Regions from separate parts of the Homo sapiens genome. Here region 2 is linked to region 1. The links are chromatin loops, found by intact Hi-C in ENCODE. Cell type or tissue: gastrocnemius medialis. All regions are shown on one strand. Links, peaks and the distances in the headings refer to the core of each region. The heading gives the core; the rest is flanking DNA.

Region 1 (2,500 bases), core at 1-2,500:
GCACTCACACGGTGTTCAGTTCATACGTGTGAACATGCTGTGAATTCTGGGCACCCTCCCACATGCACAGTTTGCAAAATACATTCAGCCTCACTATGCTCCATCACATATGCACTGCCTCATGTATGAGCTCTAGCTGTCACTGTGTTCAGACACAATGGCACACTTACAGGCACTCTAACAGAGTACCTTGGCCACACAGCCTAGCACATAGAGACAGTCTCGAGATTGAACAGCCTCACCCTGAGTCACGTGCAAACACAGTCATCCAGTCCCACACAGCCTCCCATCCTACAGTTACACAACTGCCCAGAGTCTCACAGCCACACACATGGAGCCTCACAGTTACACACAGCCTTGCAATCACAGCGTCTTAAAAACAGCTTTTCCTCCAACTCACAACACACTCACAACAGGCATCCTGATCTCACACTGTCCTACAATCTCACAGCACCCCCACCTCCGCCCACCCGGCCCCTCAGCTGGGCTCCAGCTGCAGCAAGTCACTCCTTTTCTTCCTTTTGTTTTTCTTTCCTCCTTTTCCCTCTGAGAAACCTGGTCCCTGTCAGGAAACCCAAGCCCTTCCCTGCTCAGGGCCCAGGGCCAGGCAGGAGTAGCCAGATGACAGACAAAGCCTCCAGTCAGCCCCCCAACCCCCACCCCACCATGACCTCCCCAGTCAGGGAGAGGAACTGGCGTGAGGGGGAGGTTGGAAGGGGACGCGGTCTGAGGGGGGAGGACAGTCGGGGAGTGGGGGAGCCTGGTCAGTGGGGAGGCTGGCCAGGGGTGGGGGCCTGTGAGTACAGTGCCGTGGCCCGCTCTGCCCTCCGAGGAGTCCGGGGCAGCAGGGAGCGGACTCTGCACACTCCGATCCCCACCCCACCCCCAGCGGTGGCAGGAGCGGGGAGTGGAGGCTTCTCGGCCGACCTCGGAATGTCCTTTCCTCCTGGGGTGGCTGCCAACTCTGGCTTGGCCAACAGGCCCCCAGAAGGCACTTCCTGTGTCCTTGGCCGCCCCCCACCCCACCCCCAGGCAGAGTTCTGCACCCGTGGGCAGACAGGGAAGAGACACTAAAGGCACACAGGATGAACATGGAACGACATGAGATGGACGCAGGGCCCGGAAGGCTTCCCAAGGGAGGCACACAGTGGAAGGCAGAATGCAGGTTGGCCCTGTGGGGTCTCAGCTGGACCCCGCTTTCCCTGACAGGCCTGGGGAATGGAGCTGCCTCCGCCCACAGCATTGCACCCTCCACCTGGTGCCCTGGAGTTCTGATGCCTCTCTGCCCCCTCATCTCTTCTGCTGCAAAGCTAGATCTGGATCCTGGGGGTTCTGCCCCAGGCCCCTCCCAGCATCACACATACTGGACACGCACACGCAATCACACAGAGTCACTCACAGTCACGTGCACACTGTGGATGGAAGCCCACTGTTCCCCTGTGTCACCATGGCCACTCTACAAGCATAGACATGCACTCCCCTTCACTGTCCCTGGCTTATTGCGCTGCCCCCCTCCCATTTCCTGTCCACCTGTCAGGCCGGGGGCGGGGGAGGGGGGAGGCACAGGAGGGAGGTGTCAGTGTCCCTGGAGCCGCAGATGGACATTCCTTGCTCGGGTCAGATCACATAAGCTGCCTCCTTCCAGGAACCTGAGCCGCCTGTCCTCACGCCTTACCCAATGCCTGAGGGTGGGACAGCTGGGCTAAGTGCTCACGGCAGCAAAAAAGAGTGCGGGCTAGACAGCAGAAAGGACTTCCCAAGTGTGTGTGTATAGGGTTACCCCTGTCCTGGGGTTTAGCTCTGGCTTACTGTCTGACCTTGAGAGGTCCTTATCCCTCTCTGGGCCTTCCTATTCCAGAGTGAGGGCAGCTGCTTACCATGTAAAGGGCTTCTTAAAGGGTCTGCGATGGAGATGCTGGGGGCTGGCACTAAGGTGAGGTACACACAAAGGGAACAGCAGCTTCCTTTCAACAGGCACTTGTACACACACACAATCATACATAGACATGCAGATTCACACACATCCGCATAGCTGCTCCTACGGATCCCTGGTCACTCATTCATGTCACATAGAGACATGCATGTAGCACGTATACCCCTGCATGCAGACATCTACAAACACAGATACGCATACAAACAGCTGCCCAGTGCTGTTCCTGTGTAGCCACCAGGCCTGTCCTCGTGTCTCTGTCTCTACTGAGGGAAGTCTGGGGTGTCTCTTCTCTAGGAAGTGCACCCGATACTCCAGCAGTCGGAGGACCCATTCAAGACTCCCCTCGTCTCTGCAGCACAGTCTTCCTCTGGGAGTGGACACAAAGTGGCAGGAGATGTGGGGCTGGGGCCGATTCCCCCAGACATCACCTCCATCCTGTGATTGATGAGTTGAGGCCCGCAGCCCCCTGCTCCCCACGGTTCCTGCCTCCATTGAGCAGGTGGAGGGGGGGTTCCGTGTCCGCACAGCCCTTGTTTTTCTTTAATTAAACATCTGGCTCTTGTGGCC
Region 2 (2,950 bases), core at 415-2,914, 93 kb before region 1:
GCACAGTTAACAAAAGGGCATGCCTTTGAACACACGTGGACACAATCAAATGAAAAATCAGATACAAACTCCCCCTCTTTTCACTCCTCACCAAATGTTTCCTTAGGGTACAGCTGGCTGTGCTTCCAGGGGAAGGGAGGCCCCAGGTTGGGGGATATAAGGAGAGGCCAAAGAGTCCAGTTCCCCCTCCCCTGGAAGTTCCAGCCATTTCTCACCTCCCCCTCCATTCTTTGGGCCCCAGCACCAGGAAATGCCTTTGGTCCCTTGGTGCCAGATACACAAGACCCACAGTTACCCTCAGACTCATACACTCTCACATGCGGTCACTCACAGTCACACGGGCACAGCCACACCGCCTCAGACTCAGACACACTTACACATATTCATACACTCACGCAGTCACACACGCACACAGCCCCTACCAGGGCTCACAGCACCGCCTAAAAGCAACTCTTCATCATGGTCTAAGCCCCCTCTCTCAGGGAGCTCTTAGCCGGGGCAGACCCGCATCTCATCACTGTTACAGGCCCCCAACTAGCCAGAGATCAAGATCAGCAGGGAAGGCAGGCATAGGGGCACAGAGAGAGACAGAGAGAAAGGAAAGGCAAAACTGGAAATGCACCCACACAGAGAGACCAGGGGAACAAAGCTGTGAAGAAACACACAGAGGTATCTCTAGTAAGACAGCAATAGGGACAGAAAACGGCACGTAAGGGAAACTGAGCCAAGCAGGGAAACAGAAAATAAGGAGCAGTAGACCTGATGCTGGGGATTCTTGAGCAGAGGAAGGAGGGGAAGCCACGTGTGTTGTGGGTGTGTCTGTCAATGCTGGACACTTAAGAGAAAGGTCAGTCCCATGGGCTCTTGAGGTAGGTCCCCCAATACATGAATACAGCTGTACTCCCACACGGTTTAAGTTAGGACCCAGGACACACACATAGTCACAAACCTCACTTTTGCTCTGCTACTGCTGAAGTCACACATTGGCACACACAAAGCCAGCCACCCACTCTCACGCTGGCAGACATGGTCTCAAACCCCACAGAGACCTTCCCAAAACACATTCCCTCATGTGGTCACAGTCCCTCTCACACAAACACACAACCCAGTCCCACCAAAAATGTGCATTGACAGATACACACATAATCCCACACTTGCACAGCCACATGCACCTCCAGCTCCATGCACACTGACACACGCAGTCACATTAGCTGACAGCTGCACCAAGTGACACTCAGAATCGCACACAATGATACTGTCACACAGACACAGCCTCACAGGCACATACACACTGACAGTCGTTAGTCACTCCCGGCCTTTCAGATCATACATCACCCTGCCCCGCCCACTCCTGACAAGACTTTGGCGTCTACACCAGGCCTCACCTTCCGCGGCCGCTGCCGCCAGCGCCCTCTGCCCTCGCCCTCGCCCTCTGCCCCGGCCTCTACTCCCTCCCGCCCTGGGCCCCCGCAGCGGGGGTGGCTCCGCCCAGGCGCCAATGGAAGGAGAGGAGTGAAATAGGGGGGCTCCTGGCCCATTGGAGACTCCAACTGCCAATCACCTCCACCCCCACCTCCGCCGGACACTTCCTGTCCCGTCCCGGACTGAAGAGGCTGCTTGGGACAGAGTCTGGAGCTGGATTCCTGGGTCTCCGCCTGAAGGCCTATCCACCCTGGAACAGCAGGACTGGAAACAAGAGCCACTGGCCAGGTGATTGGAGAAGCTGAAGGTGCCCCTGACTCCAGATAAGATAAAGAAGAAGGAGGGCTGTGTAGGGCAGTGGTTCTCAAACTTTGCTGGATATTGTGGTTTGAAAACTGCAAAACCCCACCCCATACCAATTAAATCAGAGTCTCTGGAGGTTGGACCTAGGCACCAGTATTGTTTAAAACTTCCCAGATGATTCCAAAATGCAGCCAAATCAGAGGTGTAAGGTGTGTCGGGTATATGTATGCCTCAAGAAACCAGCCACCCACTCAGGGTTCTCATCTACTCCCCAGTCATGGGAAGCTCGAGGGAAATGTGTGCATACTATGTCTATCAGATCTTCCAGACCAGGGCAACACTCCCAAGTTCCAGGTACTTCCCCTCCAGGATCTCAGGGAAGAAAAACCCTGGTCTGGAAGGCAGGCAGCCAAGTTTCTCCTGGGCCAGATTCAGTCACTGTCCAGCCTTAGTGTGATTTCCCCACCCACAGGCTTGGTTCCCCTGGGGAAAGAACGAAGGCAAAAACCATTCTGGCCATCCCTGCATCATTCACAATGCCTGCCTTCGCCTTAAAATTTGGAGGACACCAGTGGCATCAGGTCTCCTGTGTTGCATAGACTGTTGTTCCCACAGCGTTGCCAGGGAAACAGGTCCAGAGGGGACTGAATAGACCCCAGGTCACTCTGAGAGCCATACCTTCCTTCCAGGCCCTAGGGTTCCTAACTCTAGCAGTCCCTTCTCTGTCAGAGCTGTTTCTGTTTGTGCAATGATTGGGGCACAAGGGCAGCAGAAGTATATGGTGCCCGCACATGTGAGAGTCTGGAGGAGCCAAGGACACAAAGCCACGTACACGCTCCCTACACACTCCCTACCCGCCCCTTTAGCCCCTGTGGGCTGGAGCAGAGCCAAGCTGCAGCCACTCACAAAGCCAGGGTTCTGGCCAGCAGCCCAGGATCTGGCCACTGACCACTGGGATCAGGATCCAGCTCACCCGCTCCCCATCAAACCCTCAGGCCCAGGCTTGGAGCTGACACCCTAGGGGTGGTGGCAAAGGGGGCTCTGGCCTTCCCAAAGCCTCAGCCACAACCAAGACACAAGATTTTAAAACAGTTTCCTAAACTGGGAATGCTGTCATTACACCAAGAGTAAGAGAATCTATAGGCTAGATATAATACTGAATATTAATTTTGTTCAGAAATTTGGGGTAGATTTTTGCATCAAGATTTTACACATCTGTAGACAA

What was found. Peaks named below come from ENCODE experiments on the same cell type or tissue, not always from the same donor. Only the 100,000 strongest peaks of a DNase experiment are listed, where the experiment ranks them.
Region 2: a loop joins it to region 1, with 12 times the contacts of the local background. A loop is called at or near these places in 1 of 110 quality-filtered maps.

Annotation. Positions count from the first base shown.
Region 1 is chr9:34,558,146-34,560,645 of GRCh38, reverse strand. The region is part of intron 4 of CNTFR (ciliary neurotrophic factor receptor); the gene reads left to right. Among named protein-coding and RNA genes, the nearest start is that of CNTFR-AS1, 8.6 kb to the left of the region's middle. In gastrocnemius medialis, for the core only: no CTCF peak of the experiment used is centred there; DNase peaks (open chromatin) are centred at 265, 945 and 1,515; H3K4me3 peaks cover 1,246 bases; H3K27ac peaks cover 2,500 bases.
Region 2 is chr9:34,650,669-34,653,618 of GRCh38, reverse strand. It overlaps GALT (galactose-1-phosphate uridylyltransferase), which reads right to left. Exons shown (of 11, transcript NM_000155.4): 11 at 2,584-2,950. It overlaps IL11RA (interleukin 11 receptor subunit alpha), which reads right to left and starts at 1,434. Exons shown (of 13, transcript NM_001142784.3): 1 at 1,386-1,434. RefSeq lists a silencer at 1,379-1,478. In gastrocnemius medialis, for the core only: no CTCF peak of the experiment used is centred there; a DNase peak (open chromatin) is centred at 1,498; H3K4me3 peaks cover 1,736 bases; H3K27ac peaks cover 2,500 bases.